Regions from separate parts of the Mus musculus genome. Here all the other regions are linked to region 1. The links are chromatin loops, found by intact Hi-C in ENCODE. Cell type or tissue: heart. All regions are shown on one strand. Links, peaks and the distances in the headings refer to the core of each region. The heading gives the core; the rest is flanking DNA.

Region 1 (7,047 bases), core at 1,114-6,113:
GTGGGGTCAGAGTAGAAGGAGAGGAGGGGAAGGGAGGGGGAGAAGAGGGGAGGGAAGAAGAGGGGAGGGGAGGGGAGGGGAGGGGAGGAAGAGGAAGAGGAAGAGGAAGAGGAAGAGGAAGAGGAGAGGAGAGGAGAGGAGAGGAGAGGAGAGGAGAGGAAGAGGAGAGATTCTGAAGAGTGAAAATAAGAGACACATGAAAGCCGACTATGAAGAAAAGACAGCTGGTGACAGTTGAGCCAGGAGAGGCTGAGCTGAGCCAGAGAAGATATTGTTAGGAGACATAAAAGAACAACCCAGGAAGGACCCACAAACAAAGTAGATATAAGACTATAGAGACAAAGAATTACAAACAAAAAGCAACATTTTTTTAAAAAAACTACCATGGTGCACTCAGGAAACAGACAGGAGGAACTTTGTGAGGTCCAGATCAGTCTGGTCTACATAGTTCCAGCCAGGGCTACATAGTAAGACCTTGTCACAAACCAACCAGCAAAAACCAACAAAGAAAGCTCCTGGGCAGGCAGTTGGCTCAGCGGGTAAAGAGCTTCCCCAGAACCCACATAAAGTAGAAGGGGACCAACTCTCGAAAGTTGTTCTCTGGTCTCCACACCTCCCTGATGGCACTCACATACACACTGTACACACAAATAGTAAAGGTTTTAAGTTATACTTTATTTTTAGTTGGGAGGGGCAGAGCATGTGCCACGCACATATGTAGAGGTCAGAGGACAGCATGCAGAGATGGCTTCCCTCTTTCACCTTGGGGGTCCAGGCATCAGAGTCAGTTCATCAAGTTAGCAGCAGATGCCTTTACCCACTGAGATCTCTCAACAGCCCAAACAAGAAGTCCTTATGGCCGCAGTGTGATAGTGCGCACCTGTACTCCTGACACTCAGGGGTGACGGCGGGAGGACAGAGGAATAGGGTGACCTCAGCTACAGAGTAAGGTCAATGCTAGAAGGAGCTACATGAGACCCATCTAGAACATCAACAAACCCACCAAGCTCGCATCAAACTTTACCGAGTCAGAGTGGAGCCTGGGCCACTCTGACATCACACCTAATGAGATGGTGCCCCACAGGACACTGGGGTGGAAAGCACTCTTGGAGACTGGGCGGAAGAAGGTCTCTAGAGACAGCTTCTGGGGGCACCCAGCAAGTCCGGTGCTTGGAAGGGAGCAGGGAGGAGGCTTTGGGCAGGTGCACATGAGGGTCCCAAAGAAAGAGGAATAGAGAGGACCAGAATGTCTGCTCTCAGAGGGCGAGGGGGCCGACTAGACACTGGGAACCCACACTTGGAGAGGTAGGACATGGGGAGCAGCAACGGGACCAGGGTGTGAGGCGTCTGTCATTCACTGCAGCGCCTTTTCCCAGCTGTGGGATGGAAGTCGTGGTGAGTCCCATGGCCTTATCCAGGATGGATGAGCCTTGAGGTTAGGAAGATATTTGGTCCCAGCTACGTGCAGACTGTGTGATTGTAAAATCGACAGCAGTTGTGCAGTGCCTCTTGGCCAAACTCCAAGCTGGTGCTGAAAAGAAAGCAGTACACTATCCAGGCTGCTTCTATAGCAATTAATAGGCTGTGCAGCCCTGGGAAAGTCACTCCACATCTCTAGTCTACCTTTCCTCCCCAGCCTTTGTCTTTAAGCCTTTATTTCTTCCTCTCTTGGTCAAGGCTGCTGCAGCCATGACATTCGTACCCAGGTACCCTGGCTCCTAGTGCCAAAAGCAAGAGGGTACTTGGGTTTTTTGCTCTATGACTCTCACATACAGCCCAGGCAGGCACTCACTTTTGGAAGACTTGGCGACAGCACAGGTAAACCTCAAAGCTGCTGCTGCTGACAGTTTGGTTCAGAAGAGACATGCAGTCCACCTCGACCCCCCGGGGCACATAGAGGATCCCTGTGGAAGGAAACAACCTGGAGAGTTGGCTCAGGAGCCAGCACTGCCTGAGAGGGGGTAGAAAGCAAGGGGTCGGAATTCTGAGGCCGCTGCACAGCACTCACCTGCCACACAGGCGTTTACCAGGGACACGAAGGCCCCTGTGATCAGTGCCCGTAGCACAATCTGGGAGAAGTCACTCCTCCGCTGGGGGACCATGGAGGCTGCCGGGGTGCAAGAGAGCTTAGGGCCAAGGAAGCCACCCACCCCTTTGCCCATTTCCTGAAGCCCTGGCACTGCCCTCCTGGCTTTGCTCTCTGGCCCAGCATCCAATTATGTCCTCTTCACCATCACCCACTGTAGCAGGAGGAAAGATAGAAGTTCTCTCTCTCTCTCTCTCTCATCAGGGTCTCACACAGCCCAAGCTGGCCTTGAACTTCCCCCATGTAGTCAAGAATGACTTTAAATTCCTGATCTTCCTGCTGCTCCCAGATGCTCCAAATGTTGAGATTTCAGGCATGAGCCACTGTGCCCAGTCTACGTGGTACTGGAGATAAAACACAGGACCCTGAGCATGTAGAGCAAGCTCTAGCAACTGAGCTACACCCCAGCCCTTGGAGTGTGTGCTATTGTTTGGTTTGTGACAAGGTCTCATACAGCCCAGCCTTGGCTTTGAGTCAGGATTCTCTGATTTCATTCTTCTGGATGAAGGGGTTGTGGATGTATGTCACTATGCCCAGCTAGGAAGATGAGTCCCCAATGTGGCAAATCAAGGACTAGGTCCAGGCCAAGACCCTTCCTGGCCATCACCTCATTTTTCTCTACCCTGAAAGGCTGCTGTGCCCATGCATGCAGAGCCACGTTCATGAGGGACCTTCCTCTCCCTGGCCGGCTGTGAGAGCATAGTGAGAAGCAGAGGTAAGCCAGAAAACTCACATTTTTTTTGAGTGTGTGTGTGTGTGTGTGTGTGTGTGTGTATGTAGGGAGCGGGGAAGGGAGCAGAAAGGGGCTGCGGTGAGGGTGTCTGTCCTCCATTTACCTGTGACCTCCACCCTTTACTCTGCATATTGTCCCACCAACCCTCCCCACCCTCCCCTGGAGTTCTCCTGTCCCCTGGGAGCTGCCCAGCCCGGGACTCACTCAGACCCCCCAGCATGATGCCAATGGAGCTGAAGTTGGCGAATCCACAGAGGGCATACGTCGTCAGGATCTCTGCTCTGACCTGAAAATGCAGATTACAAGGAGGCCTCCCTCCAGGACATGAAGCATCCCTGGCCTTCATTCACTCAGTTCCTTTATGGCCTTGGTCTTGGAGCCCCTGTGATAGAGCTCTGCTGGCCACATGCTCCCACTCTAAGTCAGCTCGTACTCAGCTACCCCCCACCCCCCACAAGCCTCTCTCTCAGCTGTCCTTCAGCCTGTGTCCTTAAGACACACCTTTTGTTTTGTGTTTTTGAGACAGAACCTCAAGTCGCCCTAGACTGTCCTCGAGCTCATTATATCAAGAATGATCTCGAACTCCTGACCTTCCTGCTTCCACCTCTGAAGTTACAGACAGTAATCTACAGCACTGTGCCCAACTTGTGCAGCGCTGGAAATCGAACCCAGGGCTTCATGTATGCTAGGCCACTCTACCAGCTAAGCTACATCCCCTGTCCAATTACCAGCTTTTTGGGTTCTGATTCAGGCTGGTTCAAGTGTGCCAAAGGCCACCTTTTCTCCCATCTCTGCAGTCTCTTGCTTCTTTCTGGTCTCTGCAAATACCTGTACTTTAGGGGCTGGCGAGAAGGCTCAGTGGTTAAGAGCACTGACTGCTCTTCCAGAGAACCTGAATTCAGCAACCACTGGTGGCTCACAGCCATCTATAATGGGCTCTGATGCCCTCTACTGGAATGTAGGTGTACATGCAGATAGAGCCCTCATACATAAAGTAAACAAGTCTAAACAAAAAAGATACAAACCTCTCCTTATTAGGAGCTTAAAAACAAAACAAACAGCCGGGGCATAGTGGCGCAAGCCTTTAATCCCAGCACTCAGGAGGCAGAGACAGGAGGATTTCTGAGTTTGAAGCCAGCCTGGTCTACAAAGTGAGTTCTAGGACAGCCAGGACTATACAGAGAAACCCTGTCTCGAAAAACAAAAACAAACAAACAAAAATGGAACACTTTGAAGTAATTGCTTGCTACTCATGCCTCACACCATAGATTAAGTAAATTTTAGACCACTGAAGAAAAGACGTATTTTAAACATAAAACCATAGGCTACCATAGGATAATGACTATAGCTTCAAGGTAGTTGTGTCCTACTCATTTGGGGGTTGACTAAATACGCTAAGGCTCACAAAGTCCAGTGGCAGAAGCTCACATAGACAAGGCAGCTGTGCCAGAGGTGGCGGCATCCAGTCCTGTCCAGCTCAGCTCAAGGTCTTACCAGTTCATCTCGTTGTTTCTGGAATTTTTGTTTGTTTGTTTTTGTTTCTGGAATTTGATACTTACACAACCACTTTATAAGATTAGAAAGAAGGGAATGGAAAAGGGAAATCTTTCAGAGAGAAAGGTTTGGTATAAAAATTATTGTTTAAAAAAATTAAATTCTTTCAAACAAAATTAAGAGGAGGGAATAATAGGGGGAAATTACAGAAAGCCATAACAGAAATAATCTAGGCCTGGTGGCCTGGCCTTGAACTCCTAGTTAGATGGAGGTTAGAGGACTATGAACTGAAGGCTTGCCTGGGTAACTTAATGAGACTTTGTCTCAAAGCAAAACTGGAAACATTCTAAAGGTAAGAAAATTTTTCTGGAATTCTTTTCTTTAAACACATTTTCTTTAAATGTGCTTTGATGTTATGCCTGCATGTGCATACATATGAGGATATCAGAGCTCTCGGAACTGGAGTTATAGAGTTCTGAGCTGTCATGTGGGTGCTGGAAATTGAACCTAGGTTCTCTAGAAGAGCAACTAGTGCTTTAAACTGCTGAGCCATCTTTCCAACCCTCTTGGTACTCTCTAAGTAGCCAAGTATGGTCCTGAATTTGTGATCCTCCTGCCTCTGCTAACTGAGGATTGGGCTTAACAATTTGTGCAGTGCTGGGGATCAAACCCAGAGCTCTGTGCATGCCATTCAAACATTCTGCCAAATGGGCTTCATCTTCAGCCCTCAACATGCCTTCAAATACAGACTTCCAGTGCAGCTTTATTTCTGGGGGTAACTGTAGTGAGGCACACTGAGGCGGCACTTAGCCTCTACTATAGCAGTTAGGAAAGTTGCTCCAGGAGGGCTTGGCATGGAGTTGTGCTTAACCACACCTCAGGAAGCTCCTGAAGAAATGACCCAGGAAGCAGGGAAAGTTCTACACTGAGATATTCACTTCAACATCGTCATACACATAGCCAGACAAGGAGTTCAGCTGATGATCCAAGAGCACAATGCTGGAAAATATGGTAGACACTCTAGTTTGGGCCTGTGAGATAGCTCAGCAGGTGAAATGCTGTCATTATGCATGACATTCTAAGGTCAGTCAATTCCTACAAATCACCTTCTGGCTTCCATACGTGTGATATGGGAGAGAGAGAAGAGAGAGAGAGAGAGAGAGAGAGAGAGAGAGAGAGAGAGAGAGAGAGAGAAGAGGGAGGAGGGGAGAGAGGGGAGGGAAGAGTGGGGAGAAGAGGGGGCATACATACACACAGAGAAACACAGGCATATACACACAAATACTCTCTTTCTCTCTCACACACACACACCCACACACTGAAATAACTATTATATATTTTAAAGATAACATGAATTTTGGAGCCAGGCATGGTGGCAAATGCGTTTAAGCCCAGCATTCAGGAGGTAAAGGCTGGCCTAGTCTACAGAGGGAGTTCCAGGCCAGAAAAACCCTGTCTCTTTAAACAAAAACCAAAATCAAAATAAATAACCAAACAAAAAGATAAGTAAATTTCTAATGGTGTATAGCTCAGTGTTTGGTGTGCATGAGGGCCTAGTACAATCTTAAGCATTGAAAATAAAAAGCTCAATAGATACACCCTAATGAGGATGGGGAAAGCTGGCTACAATGTAACATAGATAAGCAACTGTGTAAATTCTGTCTTAGAACAAACAGCTGGCCATGAAGGCTCACTCCTGTAATCCCAGCACTTGGAAGGCAGACGCAGAAGGAGTTCAAGGCCATTCTTCTATATATCTTTGGCCAGCCTGGGCTACATGAATCCATATCCCCAAAACAACACACGAAAAAGAAGAAAACAGATAAAAGCAATCGCTGTTGTCTAAGGATAGCGAGATTATTATAGACATTTAAAAAAAAATTCCTAACATTAGGTTATGACTCTGTATTCTTTCAGAAAGGTTAATTTTATAATTGCATGGCTTACATAATTTTGTTCATGGCAGTGTTTTTAGGATAAATGTTAATAACCCGCTTTCCAAAATAGAGGCAAGAAGCGGATCAGGACACTCACAGAGATCCACTGTTTCTTGTCACCAAGCCACTCCTCAGCCCCTGCCAGGCGTCGCTGCTTGTACTGGGAAAGCTCTTGATAGGCCACAAACTCATTGAGAAACAGCTTGATGCCCAGCAGCTCAGCCACTACTGGACAGTCCTCCCAGGCCACGCCCATCAAGAAGGCCACAGGCCGCAGGACGTAGGAGCAGATGAGCTGAGGATAAAAAGGCAAGAGAACTGGGTGAGATGGAGGGCTCTTCCAGGTATGTCCTGAGACCATCCCTTCCACCACAGCCACACCTGGAAGCTGAGTCCCTGGATGTCCACCATGTCCCCCAGCCAGGAGAGGGCAGCGTTGATGAAGGCCAGTACAGCCAGGAAGGCGATCAGATTGGCAGCAATGTTGGCAACGACCTTCACTGAGATGGCAGCCCCAGCGCTGGCTGCTTCCACGAGGTTCTGGGCATCTCTACCATTGGGATCAACAGGTGTCATTACTAGCATGTCCCTATGATCAGTGAATGTCCCCACCTTATACGGAAAGGGGCTTCAACAGAGGGTTTCAAAACCAAGGAGGTTTTTTTTTTTTTTTTTTTTTTTTTTTCTGAGACAAGGAGATAAATGACTTTAAGAGAGAGGGAGTGTGGGGGGGGGGGTGCTCCTGGCCAAAGAATGAGAAAGCACCCAGGTTTTTAGGCTGTGCTGCAAGATAGAAG
Region 2 (7,047 bases), core at 1,170-6,169, 360 kb before region 1:
GAATGGGAAGATATGGAAACTACTGATCATTGCTCCATGTTCTAATCAATGAATGGTAAGTCTGGAGAAGTAGGTCTGAGCCAGTTACTTAAGACAACAAAAGCCATGAAGGCTGGGCTACAGCTCACTGGTAGTACACTTATCTAGCATGTTTGAGGCCCTGGAATCAATTCCAAGAGTAGCAGGCAACAGGATTTCTAAAGGAAACACAAAATGTAAACCCATTTGTATTCTTGTGTCCACAATTATACAGCTTCTAGAGGTGTGTGTGATGTGTGTGCATTTCGTATAATTGCATTTACAGGTGACACTGCTGCCCATGTCACAATTTCAACAGTGACACTTACTTATAAAACAAAAAGTTATTTTTATAACATTTGGATAAAGCCACTTAAAACCAGAGCCTGGTGCATGCTAACTGAACACTCCAGCACTGACCTATATTCCCAGCCTTTGTACCCTTTATTTGGAGACAAGGTCTCTCTCAGTTATCCAGACAGTTCTTTTTCTTTTTCTTTCTTTTAAAGGTTTATTTTATGTATATGAGTACACTGTTGCTATCTTCAGACACACCAGAAGAGGGCGTCAGATCCCATTACAGATGGTTGTGAGCCACCATGTGGTTGCTGGGAATTGAACTCAGGTCCTCTGGAAGAGCAGTCAGTGCTCTTAGCCACTGAGCCATCTCTCTAGCCCCAGACAGCTCTTGAACTGCCATCCTCCTGATATAACTTCAGGAACACTGGACCTCAGGTCTGTATTGTCAGGCTTGGAAGGAAAGCACTTATGCTTACAATATGCTTCCTATGGGAGCCTCTGAAAGCCTTCCGATGTTAAGTAAGGTCAAAATATTTTCCATCAAAACAAGAGAGTGACAAACAGCAGAGTTTAGAATCCACAAAATATGTGGAGACATTGACCACTGTCAAAACTACTGGGGTGTGTGCCCTTTATTCTTATCCTTAAAACATGTTTCAGACCTCATTTTCTTTTCTTGTGTGTGGGGGCGGGGAGGGGGAGGGTTTCTCTGTGTAACCTTGGCTGTCCTGGAACTTGCTCTGTAGACCCAGGTAGCCTTGAACTCACAGAGATCTACCTGCCTCTGTCTCCCAAATGCTGGGATTAAAGGCAGGGGTAGCCATCACTTGGCTAGCTTTCATTTTCTAATAGCTCAAATATTAATAGCCTATAAATGTTCTTTTGAGCTCTCAATAATTTTAAGGGTATCTTGGGAGCAAAGATTTTGAAATTTGTTTACAGGTAGTACTTAGGGATCCCCCACAGTGAACACCTAACTGAATGGTTCCTTATTATTAAGGTCTTTTGTCATTGATGCTGATAATGTTTCTGTGTTTGCTAATATACAGTTACCTTTTTGGACCTCTTAGGCTCCCTTCCTTGACAGGTTTCCACTGTCCTACATGTTTCCACTGTAGTATAAGAAAGATAATAGCAATAACTCAGGGTCCACTTGAGCTGGCAGCATTAATGCAGGGCAAACCTAAAGCTACACAAGCACCAGATGTCATATTACCTACAAACAGACAGACAGACAGACAGACAGACAGAGAGAGACTGATTACAGTGAACTTTACAGCATCTCTCCTCGACTTGTAGGCAACTTACAAATTCTTTATAGTGAATTTCCCATAAAGAGGCTAGGGTAAAGTTCTACAGGTTGCCAGCACAAAGCCATAGTGAGCGCACAAATAAGTATTCCGCTACAAGCTTTCTAGGGGGAGCTCAGATCTTGCTTAAGACCCCCAGGGTTTTCTATGCAATAACAGGCAATAGGTAAGGAAGATTCCCATGTTTGCCTTCTGTTGCTACACAGTACACCGGGAACGGCAGACACGGCAAACTCATCTCCATCGAGAGCAGCACTTCTCAACCTTCCCAATGCTGTGACTTTAATACCCTCATGTTGTGGTGACCCCAACATACAATTATTTTTGTTGCTACTTCATAACTGTAATTTTGCTACTGTTTTGAATTGTAATGTAATGTCTGTATTTCCAGTGGTCTTAGGTGACCCCTTAGGTGAAAGGGTCATTTGATCCCAAAGGGGTTGTGACCCACGGTTGTGACCCACTGATCTACAGGGTCAAACATGTTGATGGCTGACGAATGACTTTCCTTTGGTGGACTCACACCTTATCTAAGCTTTATATATATGTATGTTCGTGTCTTTGTGAGTGAATGACATATGTGTGTGGTGCTCAAGGAGGCCAGAATAGTGTGTTGGACTCCTTGGGTCCTGAGGTACAAGTGATTTGATATAGGTGCTGGGAACCAAACTCAGAGCCTCTGGAAGTGCCACAAATGCTCTTAACTACTAAGCCATCAGGCTAGTATCTAAGTGCACCTCACTACTGTCTTCACTCCTTCAATTTTCCAACCTCCTACCCATCCACGCACACCATCAGAAAGCAATATAAAAACTCCTTTGTACAAGAATTCTATGGGATTTTAGAATCTGTCCTCAACAAACCATGCAACTTTCCACCGCCTCCTTGCTGCCCTTTTCTAACATTAAATGCCTTTGCTGACACATTCAAGAAACTTAAAAATCACCCACTGCGTGTGCATGTGCTCACGGGCGCTAAAATTACTGCAACAGGTGATTCCTCCCTCAGGCAAGAGTCATCGATTCGGAATGCCTGGATTTACAGAGCCAATATTCAACAGCTCTGTGCATGTGAATATGTGTTTGTATGTGTGCATGTATGTACGTACGTATGTGTGTGTGCTTAATTTAACTTCAGTCTGTGTGACCGCGTATTTCTCCTTCCATATCTACCCACCATTCCGTGGGCTAGCAACCCTCTTTGAAAAAGATGGAGAAAAAACAAACACAGAGAAGGAAGATCGATAGCCGGGCAGCTTACCCATCTCTTCTCCCATTCCTGGGACGCCTGCCACGTCAGCCACTTACCTGGACACCATAGTCACCCGCCGCACAAGGTGGCCAAATACTGGGTCAACTTGGCGAGACAAAAGCCGCTAGCATCAGGTGTCAGGCTCTCGGTCATAATTTCTCCCTCCTTCCGGTGGAAAATGAGTCCACTTCCGGCTTCTTAGCCGTAGGGAGGAAGTTCCACGTCAGGCACCGCGCGGCGCGGCTGGGCTTGGCTCTTCCCAGTGCGCATGCTCAGAGCGAGTCCTCTGCTGCTTAGCGTCTAGCTGCGTGGCGTCTGGATCGTGGGAGACTCGGGGGCCGGCTTGTAGCTCCTGGGTGGGTGTGGAGAGCTGCCGCATTGTTTTGAGTATGCTATTCTCTGCTCCCCTGGCAGGCGGCATCCTGGGGACTGAAGTACGCCGTCCCGCCCCTGCGACACTCCTCTGCGTTCTTGTGCTACCCAGCCCTGGCTGTTAAGCTTCTCAGTGTTCTTCATTCTTGCCACCCTGCTTATAGAGAGCAAAGCGTGCACTGCACCTCAGTAACCTTTACTCAGTCGCTCTCTTGACTCCCCCTGGTTGCAAGCCCATGCATATTCATCCAGGAAAGGACCAAGAGCTTCCTAGCCTTGATCATGGGTCTAGGAAGATAAGTAAAATCACTTTTGGATAAATTTCCTGAGGATAGACCTCAAATGTTGAGAGACTAAAACAAAAGACATTTGACATTTGCGCCTTGGTAGAGGTAGGCTTCCTCTGTCATTTTGAATATGATATCTTTGCCTTACTTAGTTTCTGGTGATCGCTAAAAATCCTGTGTGTGCTTTGACTTGAGGCAGCATGGCCCTACTCTGTTGTCAAACTTTGTTCTCCTTATTTCTGCTTATTGCTGTGTTTTACAAGGACATCCATCCTGTTGGATTAAAAAGCCCAGCTTATTCCAGTTCACATTGTGAGGCTGCAGAAAAGACTTAAGATTTCAGGGGCGGCAATTACTGAGCACCCTAGTAAGCTGCCAGAGTTCTCCAGGAATGTGCAAACCAAATGCTAAAGTAAACTAAAAGTAAGCAGGTTTAGAACAATGAGTTCAGAGTTCATTTGGATGCTGCGAGTTTGAGGTCAGAATTTGAAGCAAAAAGAACAAAATAAGAAACATAGGTGTAATGAAAGGACCTTACATGCAGTCCAAACATACAAGGCTTTTGGATTTAATATACAAAATCAGGAGCAAAAATGTTACCTTGTTTATCAGCTTGAGCCAAATCTACTTCATTTCTCTTACTCATTTAAGATGTAACTTTTCTGGGCATGGTAGCACACTACTTTAATACCAGCCTTCAGGGTTCAACACCAGACTGGTCTACGTGGAGAGTTCCAAGCCAGCCAGAGCTATACAGTGAGAAGCAGAAAGGAGAAGGAGGAGGAAGGAAGGAAGGACGGACAGAGAGCCAGGGCTACAGAGTGAGACCATTACACTCACTTTCTAGGCTTGGCCTGTGCTTTTCTCACCCTGGCATAGGTACACACGGGCATAGGCACACACTGGGCATAGGCACACACTGGGCACAGGCACACACTGGCTCCTTTGCCTGGTACAGGGCATCAAGTTGCACATACTTTACTTGCCTGATTTGCTGTCATGGATGCTGTATTTTATTTATTTATTTATTTATTTATTTATTTATTTATTTATTGTATATGAGTATGAGTACATGGTAGCTGTCTTCAGACACACCAGAAGAGGGCATCAGAGCCCATTACAGAGCAGTCAGTGCTCTTAACCACTGAGCCATCTCTCCACCCCAACGAACACTGTATTTTAACATAAGAAAGCGCTCAGATCATTTACCAGCACCAGTGTCTTAATAGCTAAACCCAGCAAAGATAGCTCAAGAGAAAACTCGGAGTTAAACTCACCAAAAGACAAAGCTCTTGACAGATCACTAAGCCTACCGAGTAGTCTATCCAGATAGACTTAAAAAAAAGAAAGGTTTCCCCAGAAGTGTTTAACGTTTAAAAACCTATCACTGCAATTCATTGTGTTAATAATTTAGGAGTTTAATACTACACAATTATCTGAAAGGTTAACATTTAAAAATCCAGTTTCTATTTAGCGAAATGAGAATAGATAGTAATTTAATGAAAAGCTTTTAGCAGAAGCCTACTGTAAACATGAAACTTAATAGCTATTGTCACAGGGAACAGTAACATGTGAAAATCCATTTTCACTTCTAATATTCAACAGGATGGTAGGTTTTCTACCCAGAGCGATACAAAAAGGGCAGAATCATTAGGAAAGAAATAAAAATATAATTTTCATTTGATTCTCTTTCTAAAAAGATTATAGTGTTAAACTATTAAAAGGTTTAGCAAAGGTTAATTGTTTGTAGGTTCATGGGCTCAAAGGTTAATTGTTAAAGCTTGTGATCTACCAGTAACAAAGTGTGAGAAAGTAGAGCCCCTCAGGTCGGTGAGATGGCAGGTGGCAAGTGTCTTAACTTATTAAACCATCTCTCTGACCCCAGGTGACATTTATGCTGTTGATGCCTCAAAAGAAGTGGCTGGGGAGTTAATATTTTCTGCTATCATTTGTGACATTATTCTCCACTGATGAAATGAAATCAAATTAAAGTATAAAGGCAGGTTTATTGGGGTCAGCTGTTGGGGGAGTTCACTGACCACACAGGAGAGGACCAGTGAATTCACTAATGGTGAGGGAGACAGGGGGGAGAGGAAAGAGAAAGAGAGAAAGAGCAAGCAGAGAGAGAGTGAGAGGCCAAACTGTCTAGATATATAAGGAAGAGCTTCAGGGGGAGGGGCAGCCCAGCCCCTGGGCTAGAAAGTTCAGGGCAGAGGGCAGGGTATGCCAGACCTACGCTGCAACCGGTAGGGACTGAGGGATGCTGGGAGAACCTGGAGGCTAGGTCTACTTATGCACCTCAGCTGCTTGTCCTGGGTCTGAATCCCAAGAATGTGATCATTTGAGTTTTTTCCTCTTTCTTAGCCCTGGTTGTCCTGGAATTCCCTGTGTAAATCAGACGGGCCTGGACCTCATAGAGATCTTCCTGCATCCGTCTCCTGAGTGCTGGGGTCAAAGATGTGTTTCACCACACCCAGCTCATATAACATGTTTAGTTTTTGTAATGGTTTTGCTTCCTCTTTTGTTGTTTCTCTAATGTCTTTTTTGTTTACTTCTATTTAAAAATTTTTATTACATTTATTTATGTATTTGTTGGGAAGGGGGCTCAAGTGTCTGGAAGTCAGAGGACAATTTACAGGAGTCAGTTCTCTTGTTCCACCATGGCAGTCCTGGGGACCAAGTTCCTGTTGTCAGGCTTGGCCACATGTACCTTTAACCACCAAAGTCATCTCACAAGGACTATGCTTGTCTGCTTGGTTGATTGGTTGGTTGACTTATTTGAGACAGGGTTTCACTGTGATTCTCACTCAGTCTGGCCTTAACCTTCTGGTTCTTCTGTGCTAGGATTACTGATCTATGCCTCCACACTCAGCTAATACTTCTTAGTAAGAGTCTAAGATGGTTACCTTTCTTCTGGGATCTGTTACATTACCCTGCTGTTTTTAGTTGCGAATTTGCTTCCAAATACAACCTCATTTATGTTCTTATTTTAATGCATTGTTGTTGTCTGTTCCATTGCTCTTTAGGTTGTAATTAGATTTTGTTTGTTTGTTTGTTTTAGAGACAGGGTTTCTTTGTGTAGCCCTGGCTGTCCTGGAACTAGCTCTGTAGACCAGGCTGGCCTTGAACTTAGAAATCTGCTTGCCTCTGCCTCCCAAGTGCTGGGATTAAAGGCATGTGCCACCACTGCCTGGTTCATAATTAAATAAAAAAAAATTAGAGCACATTGAACTTCACAGAAGGGCGGGAGAGGCACAGAGACTCTGCTCCGTGCACGTCACTTTCATGCTAGCATACCACTACCCATAGGACCACTCTTTCTGCATTCTGTGGGTTTTGATAACTATACAACAACCTGTATCAGAGCTTACAGAGTATTTTCATTGCTTAAGATACCTTTGTGCTATGCCCAGTTTCCCTGACTTTTCCCCAAACCATGACATCTTCACCCTTTGAATAGCTTTGTTTTTCAGAATGTTACAACCATACAGCATTGTAACCTTTTTATA
Region 3 (7,047 bases), core at 2,043-7,042, 170 kb before region 1:
GTGTTAATGGTCTCACCGGGTAACCCTGCCTGCCTTTGCCTTTGCCTTTGCCTGCCTCTAGCTGAACCACCACACCTGGCTTATTTCTATTTTATTCCTGTGTGCAGTCTATTTGGCATTAGAGACAATGGTGGATTGTGCAGGCTAGTTTTAAGTCAACTTGACAAGCTAGAGCAGTGGTTCTCAACCTTCCTAAAGATGCCACCCTTTACTACAGTTCCTCGTGCTGTGGTGACCCTCAGCCGTAAACTTATTCATTGCTACTTCATAACTAATTTTGCTACTGTTGCTACAATATAAATTTCTGATATATGGCCTCTATGAAAAGGTTGTTTCAATCAAGGGGTCACAACCCATAGGTTGAAAACCACTGAGCTAGAGTAACCAGAAAGGAGCCTCAATTGAGAAAATGCCATCATGAGATCTGGCTGGAGGCAAGCCTGTAGGATATTATCTTTATTAGTGATTAGTAGAGGGGGCCCAGTCCATTGTGGGTGGTACCACCCCTGAGCTGGTGGTCCTGGGTTCTCTGAGAAAGCAGACTTAGCAAGCCAGTAAGCAGCAACCGTCCATGGTGTCTGTATCAACTCCTGCCCTGCTTGAATTTCTGGCCTGACTTCCTTTGATGATAAACAGTGTTACAGAAGTCTAAGCCAAATAAACCTGTCCCTCCCCACAATAGTAACTCTTAAGACATGGACTTTGACCACTTAGCCGGGAACAAATAGAAAAAGAACTGTAGATGGTTAAAGCTAGAGGGCCTGCCATTGTACTTTCAACACAAGCGCTGCCTTGGATGGATATTTGCATGAGGTGTGTGTGTGTTGGCTGCACAAGTGTAGGTGCAGTGCCTGCAGGAGCCAGAAGAGGGCAGCAAGTCCTCTGGAACTGGCATCGCAGGTGGTTTTCAGCTGCCATGTGCATTCAGGAACCTAACTTACTAGGTTTTCTGCAAGAGCAGCCACTACTAACCGCTGAGCTTCTAGCCTTCTAGAGTTATTTTCTTTTTTTGTTTTTTTTGAGACAGGGTTTCTCTGTGTAGCCCTGGCTGTCCTGGAACTCACTTTGTAGACCAGGCTGGCCTCGAACTCAGAAATCCGCCTGCCTCTGCCTCCCAAGTGCTGGGATTAAAGGCGTGTGCCACCACCGCCCGGCTACCCGAGTTATTTTCTTAATGAGTGTACTTGATATTGTAATTAATTGTCATATAACAAGTGATATTAACATAAGCCTCTTTTTGTGGTTTGTCGAGACAGGGTCTTACTATGTAGTCCATCCTGGCTGTCCTGGAACTCACTGTAGGCCAGGCTGGCCTTGAACTCACAGAGGTCTGCCTTCCAGTGACGTAATGAAAGGCATGTGCCACCATACCCACCTCACAAGCCTCTTTTAAACAGTTTAAAATTCTTGTTTCTGTCTGGAATTATTTTCCTCAAGAACTGTAAGAAACAGACAGTGGAGAACAGCGGTAGCTTTGTAGGGCCAGTCGGGGACTGTCAACATTAGATGTAGCTTGGGTCTTTGTTCAATGTGATCTGATGTCTCTCTACAAGTACAGTGTGGTTGTGTCCCAGGGCCACCTTAGAGTCTGTTTTATCCAGAGAATGATCTGGGGTAGCTGCGCTTTAAGTTTATTAAGCAAGCAAAAGGAGAAGGACAAATAGCAAGCAGTGGGAAATGACATCCGCAAGCCAGGAGCTTAAAAGCTTCATTAAGGCAGCCAGCTGGAGTGTCCAACTGAGAGTGGGGGTGGGGGGGAGGGAGGGAAGGAGAGAGAGAGAACCCGTGGCAGGTAGGCCAGTGTTTCCCCCAGGCGGGGATGAACTGGCGCGGTTGCTGTACTCCAGGGGCAGTGTTTTCATCACCCTTAGCTGTTTGCCCTCCTTAGTCCACATTACAGGGCCAGGGGCCAGCCTGCCCAGGATAGGGAGTCTTGGAGGACTCCTAGAAGAAACAGGTGTGAGTCTGAGCTGAGAAGGTCTAGCTCACTCTCAGCAAGACCAACAGTACACGGCAGTTTCTGTTCTCTTCCTGTAACTGGCACAATGTAGCAAGGTTAATCCTTACATAATCCTGACTACTCTAAGTCTGTATAATCCTGTGGATTTATGGTATTGGAGGAAATGTATGTTAAAAGCAATGTTTCCAATACTCCTCATAAAACCACCGGGAAGGAAAACTCGTTTTCTAAAGCTTTTCCCTGTTGAAGGTCCCACCCTGCCTCTAGGCAGTGAACTTGAATCAGGTTCAAAAGATGGGTATGGTGGTACAAGCCTGGGACCCCAGCCCTTGTGAGGTGGAGTTTAAAAGACAAAACAAAAACCAGACAACCAAAAGGCTCTGTGGCTGGGCCTTAGTTCAGAGTGCTCACCTAGCATGCAGGGAGGCACCGCATAACCCAGCATGCAGGAGGCACCGCATGACCCGCACAGCAGCACTGACTTCTGACACATGCACATTAACCCGGACGCCTCCGGCCAGCTGACTCACACACAATTCCAGGCCTGCCAGGGCTAGATATCGAGTCGACTCCATCTCTAGAAAAACAAAACAATTCTCAACACTGGAGAGGGAGAGGAAGGAGGGTCAGAAATTTAAGGCTAGCCAGACAGTGGTGGCGCGCGCCTTTAATCCCAGCACTCGGGAGGCAGAGGCAGGTGGATTTCTGAGTTTGAGGCCAGCCTGGTCTACAGAGTGAGTTCCAGGACAGTAAGGGTGCACTAGCGTGTGGATACTCGTGTGTGTTGGTGCACTGGCGTGTGGATACGCATGTGTGTGTGGGGTGCACTGGCGTGTGGATATGCGTGTGTGTGGGTGCACTGGTGTGTGGATACGCGTGTGTGTGGGTGCACTGGTGTGTGGATACTCTTGTGTGTGTGGGGTGCACTGACTTGAGGTTGAAGTTAGGAGCCTTCCTCCATTGCTCTCAGCACTGTCTATTGAGACAAGGTTTCTCCTTGAATCTGGAGCTGCTGTAGGCGATTGGGCTAGCGGCTTGCCCTGCTTCTTGCTGGGATTACAGGCAGGCCCAGACCCGTGGGTCGGGAGTCCCAACTTTAGAATTATACATTTGCAAGTGCTTTTCTTTCCTTTCCTTTTTCTTTTCTTTCTTTTTTTTTTTAACATTTTAAAAGATTTATTTATTTATTATATTTAAGTACACTGTAGCTGTCTTCAGACACTCCATAAGAGGGCGTCAGATCTCATTAGAGATGGTTGTGAGCCACCATGTGGTTGCTGGGAATTGAACTCAGGACATTCAGAAGAGCAGTCAGTGCTCTTAACCACTGAGCCATCTCACCAGCCCGCAAGTGCTTTTCCCTTGCCTGTGTGTGTGCATGCGCGTGTGTCCCAGGCTTGTACCACACACACACCATCTTAAGAGAACAAGAGTTAGTTTATTATTCTAGAGCCCTTTTGAGTGACCATGGTCTGGGAACACAGTAGATTATTCCAAATTCCATGTTTCACTGTGGAAGCAGTTTAATGAAGTTTTTTTGGTTTGGTTTGGTTTGGTTTTTCGAGACAGGGTTTCTCTGTATAGCCCTGGGTGTCCTGGAACTCAGTGAGTACTTTGTAGACCAGGCTGGCCTTGAACTTAGAAATCCGCCTGTCTCTGCCTCCCGAGTGCTGGCATTAAAGGCGTGCGCCACCACACCTGGCAGTATAATGAAATTTTTATGGTTTTACAGAATAAAGTCAGAAATCAGGGCTAATACATCAAAGAACAGGCACAGTGAGATGGGGAAGTCTTCACCCAGGCCCGGGATGCTGTCCCATGACATCCAAGCTTTCGAGTTGGTGGAAGCCAGTGGCCCGCTAAGTCAGTGGATTCTAGAAGGTTTTTCTCTTAGTCACAGGATTAGTGCCCTGTGTTAGCTCTGACACACGAGGACAAGGAATGGCTGTTTTGAGGTTGGAACTGTATCGGGATGGGACCTGCAGCATTCCAGACTCCCAACAGGACTGAAGTTCTCCCAGTCAGTCTCTGCAGACACTGCCCCTTTTCAAGAGTTTCCGTTCACAAGAACCATCTCCCTACCCACCCACCCCCAGCCCCACCCCAAATTATTTTTGTCTTCCTGTCCTCAGATATACGAAACAGTTACCCCTCTTTATTTATGTGTGCTCCTGGAAGAGTACTCACGTGTTCGTGGAGTCCAGAAGAGGGCGCCAGAGCCCCTGGAATTACTGGTGGTTGTCGGTGCTGCGAACTAAATCCTGTCTCTGGAAGAGCAATGTGCCTTGGCCGCCAAGCCATTTTCTAGCCCCTAACCCTATTTTTAGAAAGCCTGTTCAGTCTACCCTCTAGCTATATAATTTCCACTCTCTCCTGGACAATAGCACAGAGCCTTGATGTGCCCTGACCCTCCCACGCTGTTCCACTCACAGTGCTGTTCTTGGCCCTTGACTGGATGCTATTGCTTCTTGGCGACTGAGTTTGCGTCCTCCCTTCTAAACAGGGCTCCCTCCACCGGCCAGGAACCCCGCTTTGCAGGTGGGGTTGGAGGCTGAGGAGCAGTGGGGCTAGAGGAAGCTGGAAGGGTGGCGCGGAGCAGCCAGGCAGGCAGGAAGGACCCAGGGATGCGCGCCTTCCCTGGGACACCGCGACTGTGGGATGCAGAGCTTTCTGGAGGGTGATGGTCGGGAAGCTTGCTTTCCTTGGAGTCTTTCCTTTCTGACTTGAAACCATAGAACAGACTGCACAACCTCCGGTGTGACAGTTGTGAGTGGCCTCAAGTTTCCTCTGGGCACAGCAGGATGAGACAATTGTTACACACGGATTCAGTCTCTTCCTGGCTGTGTGAGCTGATGGCGCTCCATTCCCGGCCATTGTTTCTGCTGCCACCAGGGAACAGGCTTCTCTGTGACTCACCGCCCTTCCAGCAGCTGCCTCTTTGAAGCTTCTTGCTCCTTTTCTCCTCTCTCTCCCTCTCCACCAGCCTCACCGCCCCCCCATGGCTACTTTTGTCCAGAAGTTTACCCCTCTTGCTGATCTGACCTCTAAAGGGCATCTGTAGTGAACTTGTCTGAGTTACATGATCTTCCCTTTTGAATGCCAGCCTAGCTAAGTGGGTCTGGTGGGGGGGGGGGTTCCTTTGTCTTTTGGCCACTGAAGCTCCCAGTGGCAATGTCTACGTCCACTGCAAGGGATCTGTCTTGCTTTATGCATTGCTGTAGTCTGGGGGTCTCAAAGTGACAAGGCTTAAAGGCTTACTTTCCGGTGTGGGACCTTTGGGAGGTGGTAGGAACTTTCGAGTGGGGGTCATCTGGCTTGGAGAGGCATGTCCAAAAGAACATGGTGGGACTCTCCTCCACTCTCATTCAGTTCCACACCCAATGTCCCACCACAGCCCAGATGCCACGGCCTGAAGCCTCCCTCTCCTTTTGTCTCAGGCATTTGTCAGTATAATGGAAAGCTGACAACCTGTATGTGCTACCTGGGATTCAGAGTACCCTTTAAATCCTACGCTGGGTCTGTCAAATGGGACCAGGCTCCAACCTTGCCTTGCCCAGCGCCTCTTCCCTTTGCTCTCTGTCCTGTTCTCCTCGTGACAGTTGAGAACATCACCTCCTTCTCTGGGCTTAGCAGGTGTGGAGCTGCGCACCTCTGTGTTGTCACTCAGCAACGCCTGGCTTTCGTTTATTCTTTAGTTACAGCCAGTCGTATATTAAAGGGTCGCAGTGTTAGGAAGACTGAAGACCACTGGTCTAGAAGTTTGGTGTGTTTCTTTTCCTTTAAAGACCATCTTGTCTACCTTGTAAATTTTTTTTTTTGAGACAGGGTTTCTCTGTGTAGCTCTGGTTGTCCTGGAACTTACTCTGTAGACCAGGCTGGCCTCGAACTCAGAAATCTACCTGCCTCTGCCTCCCGAGTGCTGGGATTAAAGGCGTGCGCCACTACGTCCGGCTTACCTTGTAATTCTTATAGCTTCTTTTAGCTCTAAAAATGTTAGGCGTGCTCATGGTGAAGCACCAGCCTCCTCTTCTTCACGGCACTGGGAGGGGGTAAGATGTCTCTTCCTCGATGTTATCTTAGGTCAGGCATCTTCATGCAGGACAAAGAGCCCGTGTTCTTCTCTACAGTGGAGTCTGTGGTCAAACTGAAGAGCCATCATATATTCTGGCTCCACCAGACCTTACAAAGTTGTTTAGCTTCCAGTTTGTTCTACAAAAGAGTTGTCTATCCCAAATTTAGAAAGAGTACTTATTAGGCAATACAAAGAAATGGCAACAAATAACTTCTTAAAAACAAATAGTTTAATTTCATCCAGAAAAAAATACAAGTTTAAAATGAAACTAACATTTCGACATGTCATTGAATATCATCTTTATAGTATTATGCTTATTCAAAATGTGAGGAGATAGACCCTTTATATTTCTAGACTCAAATACCCCATGTTAGTTGTAAAATATCAGCTGCTAGGTACCCAGGTTTGCTTTGCAGGGCATATTTTATAGAAATGGTATAAAATGAGGCAGGCTTTTAGAAATTCAATTATAAAATTTTAGGGAAAAAAAATGGTCAAATCCAATTTTTCTCTGAGAAGGCACCTGTAAAACTCCTGACAGCAGCTGCTCAGAGCTTGTCTGCAGACGTGGCTTCTCTGTTACACACTAGAGTGAGACCCACTACATAAAGCCTTCCCCACTAACATCAAAGAGGAGGGTTTAACATATTCCATAGTGTGGGAAAAATGCATCATTTTAAACTTATAAATCTGCATTTATGAAAATAGGTCTGTAACCAAATCACGCACACACAAGTCATGAATTTGGTCAAGGCATCTGAAATTGGCTTTGAAGTATTTTTAAATTCATAGAAAATATCAAATGTCTAATAAAATAAATAAAACATGTAATAATCGGGAGAATCAACCTTAAATGTCTGCCTCGTTTGCTAGTGGACTTAAGAGAGACGTCCCTTGCAGCAGTGTTCCACAACCTGCAACCACACCTCCCCAGATGCTGCTCTGCAGGCACATGGTCACTGCTAGGAGAGCCATGGTCACCTCTGCAGGGTTCCCAGGGCTGTGGTAACACAGA

The links. Peaks named below come from ENCODE experiments on the same cell type or tissue, not always from the same donor. Only the 100,000 strongest peaks of a DNase experiment are listed, where the experiment ranks them.
Region 2: it touches region 1 in a loop (4-fold over the local background); 3 of 42 quality-filtered maps call a loop at or near these places.
Region 3: a loop joins it to region 1, with 4 times the contacts of the local background. A loop is called at or near these places in 39 of 42 quality-filtered maps.

Annotation. Positions count from the first base shown.
Region 1 is chr7:81,164,024-81,171,070 of GRCm38, reverse strand. It overlaps Slc28a1 (solute carrier family 28 (sodium-coupled nucleoside transporter), member 1), which reads right to left. Exons shown (of 18, transcript NM_001004184.3): 13 at 6,632-6,800; 14 at 6,348-6,545; 15 at 3,024-3,105; 16 at 2,009-2,107; 17 at 1,793-1,904; 18 at 655-1,531. The coding sequence ends at 1,459. Among named protein-coding and RNA genes, the nearest start is that of Gm44968, 39 kb to the left of the region's middle. In heart, for the core only: a CTCF peak has its summit at 3,776 (motif pointing left); no DNase peak of the experiment used is centred there; H3K27me3 peaks cover 577 bases.
Region 2 is chr7:81,519,565-81,526,611 of GRCm38, reverse strand. It overlaps 2900076A07Rik (RIKEN cDNA 2900076A07 gene), which reads right to left and starts at 3,062. Exons shown (of 4, transcript NR_160675.1): 1 at 2,936-3,062. In heart, for the core only: a CTCF peak has its summit at 3,459; a DNase peak (open chromatin) is centred at 3,141; H3K4me3 peaks cover 2,208 bases; H3K27ac peaks cover 1,820 bases.
Region 3 is chr7:81,333,730-81,340,776 of GRCm38, reverse strand. It overlaps Pde8a (phosphodiesterase 8A), which reads right to left. Exons shown (of 22, transcript NM_008803.3): 22 at 6,242-7,047. Among named protein-coding and RNA genes, the nearest start is that of Rps17, 8.0 kb to the left of the region's middle. In heart, for the core only: CTCF peaks have their summits at 4,167 (motif pointing right) and 4,861; DNase peaks (open chromatin) are centred at 4,416 and 4,826; H3K27ac peaks cover 908 bases.